2 separate regions of the Homo sapiens genome follow, and region 1 is linked to region 2. Evidence: chromatin loops called from intact Hi-C (ENCODE). Cell type or tissue: PC-9. All regions are shown on one strand. Each heading gives the region's core, and the rest is flanking DNA. Links, peaks and the distances in the headings are about the cores only.

Evidence for each region. Peaks named below come from ENCODE experiments on the same cell type or tissue, not always from the same donor. Only the 100,000 strongest peaks of a DNase experiment are listed, where the experiment ranks them.
Region 1: it touches region 2 in a loop (8-fold over the local background); 24 of 110 quality-filtered maps call a loop at or near these places.

Annotation. Positions count from the first base shown.
Region 1 is chr12:1,600,566-1,608,460 of GRCh38, forward strand. No RefSeq gene overlaps it. Among named protein-coding and RNA genes, the nearest start is that of FBXL14, 9.9 kb to the left of the region's middle. RefSeq lists enhancers at 4,766-5,287, 4,878-4,937, 5,058-5,137, 5,288-5,807. In PC-9, for the core only: CTCF peaks have their summits at 4,895 and 5,098; DNase peaks (open chromatin) are centred at 4,816 and 5,606; H3K4me3 peaks cover 1,770 bases; H3K27ac peaks cover 2,002 bases.
Region 2 is chr12:1,114,706-1,122,600 of GRCh38, forward strand. ERC1 (ELKS/RAB6-interacting/CAST family member 1) reads left to right here. Exons shown (of 19, transcript NM_178040.4): 7 at 1,161-1,328. It overlaps LOC124902857 (a long non-coding RNA gene), which reads right to left. Exons shown (of 3, transcript XR_007063157.1): 2 at 2,861-2,917; 3 at 709-794. Among named protein-coding and RNA genes, the nearest start is that of ERC1, 130 kb to the left of the region's middle. RefSeq lists an enhancer at 695-1,894. In PC-9, for the core only: CTCF peaks have their summits at 3,445 (motif pointing right) and 3,664; DNase peaks (open chromatin) are centred at 1,206, 1,296 and 3,496; H3K4me3 peaks cover 740 bases; H3K27ac peaks cover 1,742 bases.

The sequences.
Region 1 (7,895 bases), core at 1,861-6,860, 490 kb after region 2:
AAGACCGCTGGGCCAGGAGGTCAAGGCTGCAGTGAACTGTGCTTGCCCCCCTGCACTCCAGCTTGGGTGACAGAGCCAGACCATCTCTCGAGAAAAAAAATTCAGGAAAATATTAATACAAATTATATACATTGCTCTGTGCTATGAAATAAACAAAGATGTAGAAGATTACGTTTTTGCCTTTAAGAACTTGGGATCCAGCAGGTGAGCTAGAAAATACCTGTGACAGTGACAGTATTTGTTAGTGTTATAAGTGCCAGCAGAGTGATAGAAATAAAGTTCTCAGTTTGGAGGATCCATAGTGAAACCTAGAATTTGAATAGGTGTTGATGGGAAGAATGTCATTACATTATAGTGGAAATTTTTTTAGAGAATAGGCTGAAGTTTTATATTGTTTAGAAAAAAATAAGAACATTACAATAGCAACCATGTATTGTCATACATTGTTATGGATCTTCCATATTGAGGCATCAGTTAATCTAAAAAATCTAAAAAATCACTTTCCTAAAGAATTCTTGGCTTTTATTTTTCCCAAGAATAAGAGATCTGGCTGGGCACGGTGGATCATTCCTGTAATCCCAGCATTTGGGGAGGCTGAGGTGGGAGGATCACTTGAGCCCAAGAGTTCGAGATCAGCCTGGGCAACACAGGGAGACCCTATCCCTACAAAATTAAATTTAAAAAATTAGCCAGACACAGTGGTGCGCACCTGTAGTCCCAGCTATTCACGAGGCTGAGGTAGGAGGATAGTTTGAGCCCAGGAGGTCGAGGCTGCAGTGAGCCGTGATCACACCAGTGCACTCCAGCCTGGGTAACAGAGAGAGAGAGGAGAGAGAGAAAAAAGAGAAACCTTTAACTCTTATGTATCTGGAATTGGAAATTCAGTATCTGAAGTCAGAAAATTTTAATTCATGGTCTGGACTTTGCAACTGTTTTTACAACCGAGATTGCCTCAAAAAAAAAATTTGTTTTAGTCAGCTCTCTCCTCATTTGCCCCATTCTTCTCTCTAACAATAGAACCAGACAAGGATGGAAAAAGAGGGAAGTTCAGGGTGTCCTGCCTGTGGCGTCCACGTGTGACTCTCCCCTACGTGCCCGTGCTTTCTGTTCCCATTCCCGTGAGCTGCGTTCACACCATACTTGGAGTCTGAAGCTGTGTGTTTGAATCCTTGCCCTCCCACTGTAGTCTGTTGCCTGACCTATGGCAAAGTCACTCAATTCTTTGAGCTTCAATTTCCTCATCTATAAAACGAAAGTGATTGTCGTTCACGGAGCTGTGGTGAGATGCGTTAAGAAAACATCCACGAGAAAGGAAGGGCCTAGTGCATGCCCGGCACATAGTAGGGACCTAGTAAATGCTGTTTTTGTTTTTTTCTTGTATAAAGATGCACTTTGAAAAAGAAAAAAAAAAACCCTTACAGATGTGCCTCAGAATTATACAGATGTACATTTACTGACAGTGACACTTTTTTAAAACTGTACTTCCTGTTTTAAAGAAATGTGCAGGTTCGAAGCTGGGCGCAGTGGCTCATGCCTGTAATCCCAGCACTTTGGCAGGTCGAGGCAGGCGAATCACAAGGTCAGGAATTCGAGACCAGCCTGGCTAACTTGGTGAAACCCCGTCTCTACTAAAAATACAAAAAATTAGCCAGGCGTAGTGGTGGGTGCCTGTAATCTCAGCTACTCGGGAGGCTGAGGCAGGAGAATAGCTTGAACCTGGGATGTGGAGGTTGCAGTGAGCGAGATCACTCCACTGCACTCCAGCCTGGGTGACAGAGCGAGACTCTGTCTCAAAAAGAAAAAGAAATGTACAGGTTCAAGGACTGGAAACATAACAAAAGCGTAGGCGCATAAGAGAATGATCTTTCAGGTAGAGCCAGCCATGTGTTTGCATCTTATCTTCTCCTCTGTAAGTCAGGAAGGGTAGCATGTTCCATTCATGCGCAAAGAAATAGTCCAGAACTCCTCTTCTGCCAGACATCCATCCGTCCTGTGGCCTTGGACCTATGGTTTCACTACCAACTCTTACTCTTTCTTTTTTCTGAGACAGAGTCTTACCTTGTCGCCCAGGCTGGAGTGCAGTGGCGTGATCTCGGCTCACGGCAACCTCCTCCTCCCGGGTTCAAGCGATTCTCCTGCCTCAGCCTCCCGAGTAGCTGGGATTACAGGCACCTGCCACCACGCCTGGCTGACTTTTGTATTATTAGTAGAGATGGGGTTTCACTATGTTGGCCGGGCTGGTCTTGAACTCCTGACCTCAGGTGACCCACCCGTCTCAGCCTCCCAAAGTGCTGGGATTATAGGCGTGAGTCATTACGCCTGGCCCAACTGTTACTCTTTCTTTTGCTTAGCGTGGTGATTCTGAAGCTTGACTAGGCATCAGAATAAACTTGAGGGCTTCCTGATGCAGGACATCTGGGGAGAGGCCTGAGAATTTGCGTTTCTCACATTGCTGTCAGCATCACCTGGGAACTGGGGATCACAGAACTGAGAATCGCTGGTAGAACCTCCTAGTACCCACCTTTTTTTTCCTTCTTTAAAACTTTTGTTAAATTATACTTCTTAAAAGCTCTCTCTTTTTTGGCAAAATTAAAATCCTGTAGGACAAAACTATAGTCCCCCGCCCCCCTCCATCTTCTGTCGTTTAGATCATGAGCTCCTCTGATACAAAGGTTGAAATTTTCTCCAGTGGTATGGTGGAAAGAACTTAGGTTTTACAGTCAGATGAATTCTAGGATAAAATCTTGACTCTGTCACTTATTAGCTCTATGACTTTGGACAAATTATTTAACCACTAAGAGGCTCCATTATCTCATCTATGAAATGGAACTAGTGATTTCCAAATCTTGGGAGTTTTGTGAGGGTTGACTGGGGTAATGTGTGTAACCTCCTAGTATGGTGACAGACCGTAATGAAAACAGCCTAATGTTTACAGAGCATTGATTGAGCAGTAGGCCTTCTTTTAAGGTCTTTACATTTATGAACTTCCCTAATTGTGACAACAGCTCATTTTACAGCCTATGAAGAGGGTTCATTACTATCTCCATTTTACAGATGAAGAAAGTACAGCCCAGAGAAGGGACTGGCTCAAGACCAAACAGCTGGCCGAACTGGAATTTGAATTCTGTGATCTGGATCTAGAGCCCATATCCCAGCCACCATGCTTTGCTGTGTTAACAGTATAAGTTTAGCAGTCCGCCTTGCTAGGATGCAGTTACTCTATGATGCCACGTAAAGAGAGGTCCATGACACAGACAGATAAATGCCACATGTTCTCACTCATGTGTGGGAGCTAAAAACAACTGAGCTCATAGAAACAGAAGTAGGGGTGAGGCACTGTGGCTCACGTCTGTAATCCCAGCACTTTGGGAAGCCAAGGCGGGTGGATCACTTGAGGTCAGGAGTTCGAGACCAGCCTGGGCAACATGTGGAGACCCCCATCTCTACAAAAATACAAAAATTAGCCTGGCATTGTGGTGCGCACCAGGGATCCCAGCTACTCTGGAGGCTAAGATGGGAGGATTGCTTGAGCCCAGGAGGTCGAGGCTGCAGTGAGGTATGATCACACCACTGCACTCTAGCCTGGGTAACAGAGGGAGACCCTGTCTGAAAGAAGGAGGCTGGGAAGTGCAGCAGGGAGGGGAGGGCAGGAGTAGGTTGGTTAATGGATGTAAAATTACAACTAGACAGGAGGAATAAGTTCTAGTGTTCTAAAGCACCGTAGGGCGAATATAGTTAACAATTTATTTTATTTGTTCAAAAAGCTAGAAGAGAGGATTTTCAGTGTTCCCAACACAAAGAAATGGTTTTCGAGGTGATGGATATGCTGATTACCCTGATTGGATCCATTACACATAGCATACATGGATAGAAATAGCACTCTGTGCTCTATAAATGTGTACAATTTTTACATGTCAACTGAAAATAAAAGGAAAAAAAGATGTGCAAATATGTTTTGAGATCTTTAAAGCGCCATGTAAATGTGTGGTATGTTTTGCTTGTTAGGAGTACTGCTGTCCCATTATGTATTTGAACAACTCCTCATAAAGTACCTTTGGCTTGGGGAAAAAAAAGAGTTAACAGTGAGTGTCATATTGACCATACTGTGAGCAGGATCTGGTCACGGTGAGGCATGGTGATCATGGAAGACACTCGAAGGCTCTGGTTGGTTTGCTAGCCAAAATAGGTCAGAGTGTGTGTGTGGGGGGGGGTGAGAGTGTGTGTGTGTGTGTGTGAGAGTGTGTGGGGTGTGTGTGGGGGGGTGAGTGTGTGTGAGACAGTGTGTGAGGGGTGTGTGAGTGTGTAGGGTGAGTGTGTGAGAGAGTGTGTGAGAGTGTGTGAGAGTGTGTGGGGGTGTGTGAGAGTGTGTGTGGGTGTTTGTGGGGGGTGTGAGAGTGTGTGGGGGGTGAGTGTGTGTGAGTGTGTGAGGGGTGTGTGTAGGGTGAGTGTGTGATAGTGTGAGAGTGTGTGGGGGTGTGTGAGAGTGTGTGGGGTGAGTGTGTGGGAGGTGAGAGTGTGTGAGAGAGTGTAGGGTGAGTGTGTGTGAGAGTGAGTGTGAGAGTGTGTGGGGTGAGTGTGTGTGAGTGTGTGGGGGTGAGAGAGTGTGTGTGAGAGTGTGTGTGTGAGTGTGTGAGAAAGTGTGTGTGTGAGAGTGTGTGGGGGAGGGTGTGTGTGTGTGAGAGTGAGTGTATGTGAGAGACAGAGGGTGGTGTGTGTTTGTGCCTGTGTGAGTGTGTGTACTGCAGGGTAGATATCCTGATACCTGTTTCATGCCTTCAGGCCCACAGCTGGCTGTGGCCTCGCAGGACCAGGAATGCGTTTGTGTGTAATTATGTCACCCTCTAGCGGTGACTTCCCTACTAGCCCTTTATCCTTGAAAAGCCCACTCGGGTGTCGGTGACCTCTCTTCCCAGTGACAGCCCGGGAGCAGAACTTCGGGGAGATTCTGGCATGGAGGGACAGTGCTGGGAAAAGCGGGGTGTGGCCGGGCATGAAGAGAGTGCCAGGGCCCGGGAAGAGTGAAAAGTACAACTAGGACTAATGAGGAGTGCACCCTGCCGAGCAGAAGGGGAAGCAGGAGCGGGCCAGGCACAGCGTCTGGAGAGGAGGGAAGAGAAGGCGCTCTCAAGGGGAGGCTCTTGCGTGTCAATTTCTGCCAAGTGCCATTTTATGTCTGTGGGGTGGGACGGTTATCGCAGCTAGAGCTCTTTCCAGAATGTCAGCACTGAGGGCCGAAGTGGGCGTGGAGAAGCAGTTTCAATTCTGTTTTCCAAGGGAAGTAGGCACAGGTTTAGAGGCTGCCTGGAGCTGCCTAAATTCCAAACGTTCACCACCGTGGAGTGGACTGCTGACTTGGCTGCTTCTGCCTAGCCTGGGGCTCTGTTCCCTCTGCCAGTAAAGGTCATTTTATCAGGATCCTCAGAGGCTTTCGCATGTTGATAAATATTTCAAAAGACAAGGGGGAATCAAGATCAGTCTTACTGAGAGCGGATTTGGAACTCCGCGTTCGGCGGGACGCTGCCGCCCGAGGCCTGACTGAGCCACAGTGCGAAGGGTGCTCCCTTTTTGAAAAGGTGCTGGCGCCAGGCCAGGCTTTGCTGGAAAGTCCTATCTGGATGAGTCAGAGCATTTACATTTCTTACATAATGTCAGACCCAGAGGAGCTTTAGGGATCAGCCCAGCTACAGAGTTCACAGCCAGGTCCCCTTTTCTGCCAAGAGGATAGGGTTAAAGGTTTTAAAAAAAACAAGCAGAGTCTCAAGGGGCAGAAAAGCGAAGGCTCAGAGTTAATGCTGATTAACTCTTCACACCCCAGAAAAGATGGTTCTGAGGTAAAACCACACCTTTATGTCACATGATGCCACTGCCTTCCTGAATCCAGTCATTCCTAAAGAGGTCAGTAACACCAAGCACTGACCTTCCCGCCTTGTGTGCAGGAAATTAAAGAGGCATGAAAACCCTGTCCACATTTTCTCTAAAGTTGGAACAGCTTGCCTGGGGCTTCAGACTGAGCTTCAATCTCAAGCTTCAGTGAGATTCTTTGTTGTTTATTTTTTATTTTTAAACTATTTGGCCAGGCGCGGTGGCTCACGCCTGTAATCCCAGCACTTTGGGAGGCCGAGGTAGGCAGATCACTTGAGGTCAGGAGTTTGAGATCAGCCTGGCCAACATGGTGAAACCTCATCTCTACTAAAAATACAAAAATTAGCCAGTGTGATGGTGTACGCCTGTAATCCCACCTGCTCAGGAGGCTGAAGCAGGAGAATCGCATGAACCTGGGAGACGGAGGTTGCAGTCAGCTGAGATCGAGCAACTGCACTCCAGCCTGGGCGACAGAGCAAGACTCCGTCTCAAAATAAACAAACAAACTAACTAACTAACTAACTAACTTACTATTGAAGGCCAAAGAGTTCAAGTAACTAACATAAGAAATCAGTGGCTACTGTTGTAACCATCAAGAATTCTTTAATGGGCCAGGTGCAGTGGCTCAGGCCTGTAATCCCAACACTTTGGGAGGCCAAGGCAGGTGGATTACGAGGTCAGGAGTTCGGGATCAGCCTGGCCAACATGGTGAAACCCTGTCTCTACTAAAAATACAAAAATTAGCTGGGTCTGGTGGAGCACACCTGTAATCCTAGCTACTCAGGAGGCTGAGGCAGAATTGCTTGAACTGGGGAGGCGGAGGTTGCAGTGAACTGAGATCACGCAACTGCACTCCAGCCTGGGTGACAGAGCAAGACTCTGTCTCAGAAAAAAAAAGAAAGAAAGAAAAAAAAAAGAATTCCTTAATTTCCTTAATTTAACTGGTTCAGGGAACCTAAATGAGAGTTGTCACATAATAGCAAATCTTAGTGACCAGATGACACTCAAAGCAGGTGTAAATATTTAACAAAAGCACTGTGTAGACATTTAATGACAATGGTTGCTTTTTGTTTGCTTGCTTTTTATTTGTTTACAAATGAAAATAAAGCAGAGAATGAGAAGTCACTTTCTCAGGGTCACGGGAACAATTCAGGTTGAACGCATCTCTCCTCCGACATGCCGAGCGTCTTTGAGTCTCCTCACCCAGGCGCACACTCAGGATTGCAGTCATCTGCTATTGTTGCCTTTATTTATTTTGAGACGGAGTCTCGCTCTTGTCACCCAGGCTGGAGTGCAGTGATGCGATCTCGGCTCACTGCAACCTCCGCCTCCCGGGTTCAAGGGATTCTCCTGCCTCAGCCTCCCGAATAGCTGGGACTACAGGCATGTACCACCACGCTCAGCTAATTTTTTTTTTTTTGTATTTTTAGTAGAGACGGGGTTTCACCATGTTGGCCAGGCTGGTCTTGAACTCCTGAGTTCAGGTGATCCACCCGTCTCGGCCTCCCAAAGTGCTGGGATTACAGGTAGGAGCCACTGCACCTGGCCTATTGTTGCCTTTTTACTTGATATTTCAATAAATTTGTGAGCAATTGGAATGGTAAGAAATTCGCTGCAGTACATAAAAGTTTGATCACTTAGACTGCTGTGTGATTAGGGTTGCTCAGTGATCTTCCGGCAATAAAGGGAGGAAAAGGAGAAATTTCAGATGGAGTGATGATGGATGTCCTCAGGCATGTCAATGGCTGCTGAAGTGCTATGGGAAAATGGAAAACACAATCTTTGGGATCCCTCTTTCAGCCATTTTCCTGCTTTTATATCTATAAACTTTAAAAAGTAGGGCATACTTTAAACAATAGTATACTAAGAAATTGTCACCGCTGGCAGAGCCAAAATTGAATCAGCTTGCCTTGTGATTACATCAGAAATGTGTCTTAGTCTGTAAAGCTTCACTACAGGAAATGCCCAGGAGCTGCTAATAAAGTTTAATACACATTTGCTTCCTTAATGCTATATTAACATCCTGACCATCA
Region 2 (7,895 bases), core at 1,121-6,120:
TTTAAAATTATCTTCCACTGATGTTTTTAGTATCCTCAGGTACTTTGTATACAATAAGCATACAGAAATATTTGTTGAATGAATGAATAACTATATCTCTAAAAAGAGATTTTATGCATATGAGAAAAATACTTAATCTTTTTTGAAACAGAAGGCTAAATTGGAAATTTATTTTTGGTGTTCCTCAAAGGTCTAATTTTAATTAATGTGAAATTTATTTCTTCATGGGAAATTGTTCTCAAAAGCTTTATCCCTTATACCTAAGATTATTACAATTACAATACTTTAGATACATTCAAGTTTTTGAAAATGAAAAGATAACTTTTTGTTTCATCAGTGACACCGAAATTACTGACTTGTCAAATGTATACTTCCAATAATTAGTATCTTTTTTAGTTCCTTGTTAGGTGGTAGACATAATTTAAAAGGAGATGTAATTTCTGTTTACATGGCTTCCATTTAGGGTAAAAAACTATTTTTAAAATTCTTAGAAAACAGGAATGTAAAGAAGGTGTTAGAAAGAAAATACTTTCAATGTTAAGAGAGAAATTAATCAATACACATAACATCAAATTATAGGATTTTACAAAACCATGTTATGTATAACATTAAAAGTGGCTTTTTAAGATAAGAATTTTATGCAAACTTTTGAGAATGAAAAAGATAACAGTGAAAAATTAGCACAACAGCAGCAGATTTTGAATTTTAAATAGTACTAGGAGGTTTCTAAAACCTTTTTTGTTATATCTGCACTCATCCTGCATTTGATCCATCATGTTCTGAAGAGGTCTCACCTAGAAAAATGAAAACCATTTCATCAGTACAGTGGTGTTCAGTTGCTTACTGCTGTCTCATAGTCATCTAATTGAATTGGAATTTCCTTTCCCTCCATTCCCTTTCTAAGAGGTTTCAAAGAATATTTAGAAGACACAATAAATGAAAACTGGACATTTCCCTATTGGTTGAATAAGTTTAGTGGTTTTTTTTGGCTCAGGGTTGGGGAGATCCAAGGTTATGTCATGCAAAAAGATGAATATGACCTATCACACAGTTCGTGCTGCATTTAGTTTCATATTTTGTGACTCAGATCTGTGAAAGATACAGATAAGAGGTGTTTGTTTTATTTCTTTTTTCCTTAAAGTGTTTTACTTCTTTTCTAGATTGGCCAGGTGAAACAGGAGCTGTCCAGAAAGGACACAGAACTACTCGCCCTGCAGACAAAGCTAGAAACACTCACAAACCAGTTCTCAGATAGTAAACAGCACATTGAAGTGTTGAAGGAGTCCTTGACTGCTAAGGAGCAGAGGGCTGCCATCCTGCAGACTGAGGTAGAAACAATTCTGGGATTTGTGGGGAGTTGGTTTCTTGGCACCTTTTCATAAGCGTTACCTGTGCTGTTTTTGTTATGTTTAGAATTGGGAAATATGAGTAATGTTATGATTAATTCTTCAGCAGCGTGATCAGTCACTGTGCTAAAATGTAACCATCTTATTTCAGTTGTTCTTAGATCTAACAAGTTAAAACAGGTGCAGTTTATGTTTTTAATTCTTTAAACTTTTGCCAAGTCTGTACTTCAAAGTATACTCTGACAGTATTAAAAATAAAAGGATAATTGTAAAAGAGAAATCATTGATTTAGAAGCTTCAGTTCAACCCCTGGTGAATTTTCTAGTCATGAATGACAATGAGCTTGGTTACACTGTGTTTGGAGTACATTTAAGTGTCTTTAAGTTGTGATATTATGAATAACTGTATATAGGAAACTGGAATCTGTTAAAGTTCTAGATAGTCTAATTTTAAACCACAGATTATTAGACAATGTGTCTTCATATCCTGTTTGAAAATAAAGTTAGTGTTTTTAGAATTTTTTTTTTTTTTTTGAGATGGCCTCTCGCTCTGTTGCCCAGGCTGGAGTGCAGTGGTGTGATCTTGGCTTGGCGTGATCTTGGCTCACCACTACCTCCGCCTCCTGGATTCAGGTGATTCTCCTGCCTCAGCCTCCTGAGTAGCTGGGATTATAGGCGCATGCCACCAAGCCTGGCTAATTTTTGTATTTTTAGTGGAGATGGGGTTTCACCATATTGGCCAGGCTGGTCTCGAACTCCTGACCTCTTGATCCGCCCGCCTCTGCCTCCCAAAGTGCTGGGATTACAGGCATGAGCCACCATGCCCGGGCAGTGTTTTTCAAAATCTTGGAAGATGATCTAGACTATTGGCTATGACTTCAGTTAGGTATCCACCATCTTCAGATAGGTATATGACTTCAGATAGATATTTAGTGTATTTGCTAAATAATCCCAGATCGATTCTTATCTATCTTACTTTCAATGATCGAAGAGAAAGAGTTGATGATACCATGTGGATTTACTGTCTTAATATAAATATTTTTTAAAGGTTGCAGTGAAATAGATAATTTAAGAATAGATAAGTAGTTTTGCTTTATAGAAGAAACATAAAGCATATGATGTAGATTAGCTTTTTTTCTTTAAAGAAAAATAAGAACATAATTTGGTGGAAAAAAGGAATGAGGAGGAAAAGAAAGAATAAAAACCTCATAGTCTTAGAAGACAAGAATCTTCCAATAAGGAAGAATGAAGAAGGAACCTAAACTGTTTCATGTAATATTTTTATCTGTACAATTTGGGGCTTTGTTAAAAATGGGAGATTTTAGCTGACATGTTTGTCATTTTTCTTATAACTTACACTTTTTCTATTTTAGTTATGTTTCATTTTGTTATGATGTCAGCTCCATTCTACCTCACAGAGATATTTGGGTATAAAATCATGAGATGCAGTAGTGGCTAAGGCTTTGGCTCTAGAGTCATGTTTACTGAGTTTGGACTTCCATCTTTACCACTTACTATGAGTCGCGTGATCCTGGGAACGTATTCAACTTCCTTACACTTCACTTTTCACGTCTGTAAGGTGAAGAGAATAGTAGTGCTTAACTCATAAGTTTGTTGTTAGAATTAAACTCGTTTATTTACTGCCAGTGTCTGGCACATAGTAAAGTCTTTGTACATTCGTCATTGTTATCATTTTATAATTCTTCTAATAAAATCAACTAATGCATATACTGTTGAGATGTTAAGAGAACATAGTATTTAGATGATCTGCATTTTCTTACTTTTATTAAGCTAAACTTAGGTTTATTCAGGGAATTATAAATATGAAATCATCTAGATAATGTTACCTGCAAAGTTATTCATTTATAGCTTTATTTTAAAAATTTTTTGTGGGTGCATAGTAGGTATATATATTTATGGGGTATGTGAGATATTTAATACAGGCATACAATGTGAAAATAAATTATGGAGAATGGCGGTATCCATCCCCTCAATCGTGTATCCTTTGAGTTACAAACAATCCAATTACACTCTTTAAGTTATTTTAAAATGTAATAGCTTTATTAATCGTTTTTCACTTCAGTAGCTTGAGTGCATGCAATACAGCAAAAGGGTCAGAAGAGGGTGCCAGTGTTCTAGAGGTCAGCCGCACTTCCAAGTTTGCTACTGTAATAGCTTTGGATGGAGGTGGCAGGTGTACAAACCAGAGAACCAAGCAGTTGGTTAATGATAATGCAAACATTTAAAAGCTTGTCACAGTCTAATAAATGACTTTTCCCCCTTGGCAATCCATGCTTCTCTTTGTACCCCCCTCAAATAATATTCTTATTAGCCAGGTCTCACCCAGATGGGCTTGTGATTGGTTTCTTGTACCATAGAGAATAGATTGTATTTATTGTCATTCATGAATGGTTTTTAGTTTTTAGCCATTGCAGGAGTAGCTGAGTCTCAGTGATTATTTCTGTAAGTTACTAGGGCCACTGCGCAAATAGAACCATCTCATCATAAAAGATAAAAGAATGAAAGCTAACTTTCTTTGGAATTTGGGATGATTTTAAGAATGTAATATGTCTATTTATTAGCATTGCTTAAAAAATTACTCTGGTGGCACTTGACAAGAGTCACCTTTTCCAATGTAACTTGCCAGTGTTAGAGCCCAGTAAAAGGCAGTTTATACCAGCTCTTTGAAAGTTTTCATGTGTTTCTATAATTTGCTCTTAGTTGATTTCATCTTTTCTGCAGCTATCCCAGACTTCGATCTAACACTCGGATTACTAAATTAAGTATATATGAAAAAAGAACATGGAGCATGGAGTTTTTCTTTCATTTTTATTTTTAGAGATAGAATCTTACTCTGTCACCCAAGCTGGAGTGCAGTGGCATGATTATATTAATAGCTCATTGCAGCCTGGAACTCCTGGGATCAAACGCTTCTCCTGCCTCAGCCTCCTGAGTAGCCAAGACTTATAGGCATGTGCCACCACACCTGGCTAATTTTTAAAACTTTTTGCAGAGACAGAGTCTCACTGTGTTGCCTAGGCTGGTCTGGGACTCCTGAGCTCAAGCAATCCTCCTGCCTCTGCCTCCCAAAGTGCTCGGATTACAGGCGTGAGCCACTGTGCCTAGCCTGGAGTTTAAAAAATTTTAAAAATCCTTTAAGGAAAACAGTTACATGTGAAAAGATCTGTTTGTTTTTTGTTTTGTTTTGTTTTTTTTGTTTTTTTTTTCCCTATTCAGGGTACATGGACTAAGGCCCTCTGGTGTTATACAAGGTACAGTATATATGGAATCGCTCCCGTTTTGTAACCATCTCTTTTAATCTGATGACTTTCACAGAGGTGGTCTGGATTTAGTAATATAGTGGTTAAAAGCATGGTCTTTGGTGTCAGACATAGGCTTGAAAACCAGCCCTCTACCTTTACTAGTTGTGTGACCTTAGAGGAGTTACTTTACTTCTTCTTTGTGTGTGTGTGTGTGTGTGTGTGTGTGTGTGTGTGTGTGTGTGTGTGTGTGTGTGTGAGATGGAGTTTTGCTCTTGTTGCCCAGGCTGGAGTGCAATAGCACAATCTTGGCTCACCACAACCTCGCCTCCTGGGTTCAAGCGATTCTCCTGCCACAGCCTCCCGAGTAGCTGGGATTATAGGCATGTGCCACCACACCTGGCTAATTCTGTATTTTTAGTAGAGATGGGGTTTCTCCCTGTTGGTCAGGCTGGTCTCGAACTCCCGACCTCAGGTGATCTGTCCTCCTCAGCCACCCAAAGTGCTGGGATTACAGGTGTGAGCCACCGCATCCATTCAGGAGTTACTTTACTTCTTTAAGCCTCCATTTCCTCATCTATAAAATGAGGATAATGATAATAACAACTTCCTAAGGTTTTTATGACTAGGTGTTTAATTCTGTTCTCATCTGAATATGGAGGGACATTTTTTTATTAATTTATTATTTTTTTTTTGCGACAAGGTTTCACTTTGTCATTCAGGCTGTAGTGCAGTGCCTTGATCATAGCTCACTGTAACCTTGAACTTCTGGGCTCAGGTGATCCTCCCACTTCAGCATCTTGAGTAGCTAGGACTACAGATGCAGGCCACCTCTCCTGGCTGATTTTTTAATTTGTATTTTTTGTAGAGACAGGGTCTCACTATGTTGCCCAGGATGTTCTTGAACTCCTGGCTTCAAGCAGTCCTCCTGCCTCAGCCCCCAAAGCACAAGAATTATAGGCAGGAGCCACTGTGTCCAGCCATGGAGGGAAATTTAAATTCAGTGGGTTAAAAAATTTCGAAACACCTTACAGTTTATAGCACTTTGATTTGATTTGATCTTTATTGTTTTATTTGCTCTTCATAGTAATGGCATGGGTTAGACAAGATAATTATTGTTGTTTTGCTTTTATAATTGAGAATTTTGTGAACTGCTTATTAGCATACCACTTTTGACTGGCACTTGAGGCTACTCTCACTAGTAACACTGGGACTTTTGATATATCATTTACAGTATTCTCAAGAATTAAAGTTCTTTTCTTGTTCCAAAATTGTGATGCTATACTAGGGACCTACCATTAAATGTATTTTCAGGATGAATTCTCAATGTGCAGAGCAGAGCTGATTGTATCAATAAGCCAAAATAATGTACACCTTACTGCTTCAAAGTAGTACAGGTTTTTCCCCTTCTCCAGGAAATTGTGTTTTGGAATTCTGTTTATTATAGGTAAGGAATATAATCTATATCTTAGTAATAGTAAGAGGAAGTGGTTCTTTTTTTCGGAGGTGCTCAGGAGATCAGCATCTAGCACAAGGTGAGGACCTGCCCTTGCTCTAGGATGTTTTGGCACTAGGCACTAGAGCTAGGATGCTGTTGTTTGACGTGCACCCTCTGCTTGCAGTCCCAGCCCAGTTCTGACTTCTTCAGCATACTAAGAGTTAGTAATACATTCTTAGAACTAGAGGGCATTTTTAGAGATCATCCAGTCTTTCCGTAATTTAAAGAATATGTATGATAATATCTAACCTGAGTCTTGTACCATGGAGGGTTTGTATACTTTCATTTTCCCAGTTAATTCTTAGAGTAACCTTCTAAGAAATAAGAATTGTTGTAACATTTTACAGATGGGGAGTTAAAACTTAGAGAGACTGAGGTTACATGACCTAGTGCCCGATCGATTCAAACCCGCAAACTTGCGTTCTTGATCATAACGCTGCAATTCCTCCCTGTGCAGAGAGAATATAGTGACATGCTGAAGGCCTATACAACTACTTGGTATTAGTTTTGGGACTGGAATTCATCATTTCTGACTTCGCTAATTATGATGTGCATAGACGACCATGACTCTTGTTTGATTGGTAGGTTGAGGACTAGCCACAAAGAAAGATGGGGAGAAGAAGAAACAATTCATGTTGGTAGAGAGGAGAAAAGGATTTAGGTTGATGGAATTACATAGCCTCAGAAAGAGATAGGCATCTTTTGTGACGAGATTGTGAAAGAAGAGAAAGATGTATTGATTGATCTCTTCATTCAACACGGTTTTGGGAGTACCTGCTGAGAACCCTTCTGAGCACTGGGGATACAGTGGCAAATGAAACAAAGGCTGATGATCTCTATCTCTATCTCTATCTCTATCTCTATCTCTATCTATCTCTATCTCTATCTCTATCTCTATCTGTGTCTCTATCTCTATCTCTATCTCTATCTCTATCTATCTCTATCTCTATCTCTATCTATCTCTATCTCTATCTATCTCTATCTCTATCTCTATCTCTATCTCTATCTCTATCTGTGTCTCTATCTCTATCTATCTCTATCTCTATCTCTATCTCTATCTCTATCTCTATCTGTGTCTCTATCTCTATCTCTATCTCTATCTCTATCTCTATCTCTATCTGTGTCTCTATCTATCTCTATCTCTATCTCTATCTCTATCTCTATCTGTGTCTCTATCTCTATCTCTATCTCTATCTCTATCTATCTCTATCTCTATCTCTATCTATCTCTATCTCTATCTATCTATCTCTATCTCTATCTCTATATCTCTATCTCTATCTGTGTCTCTATCTCTATCTCTATCTCTATCTCTATCTGTGTCTCTATCTCTATCTCTATCTCTATCTCTATCTCTATCTGTGTCTCTATCTCTATCTCTATCTCTATCTCTATCTGTGTCTCTATCTCTATCTCTATCTCTATCTCTATCTGTGTCTCTATCTCTATCTCTATCTCTATCTCTATCTGTGTCTCTATCTCTATCTCTATCTCTATCTGTGTCTCTATCTCTATCTCTATCTCTATCTCTATCTGTGTCTCTATCTCTATCTCTATCTCTATCTGTGTCTCTATCTCTATCTCTATCTCTATCTCTATCTGTGTCTCTATCTCTATCTCTATCTCTATCTGTGTCTCTATCTCTATCTCTATCTCTATCTCTATCTGTGTCTCTATCTCTATCTCTATCTCTATCTCTATCTCTATCTGTGTCTCTATCTCTATCTCTATCTCTATCTGTGTCTCTATCTCTATCTCTATCTGTGTCTCTATCTCTATCTCTATCTCTATCTGT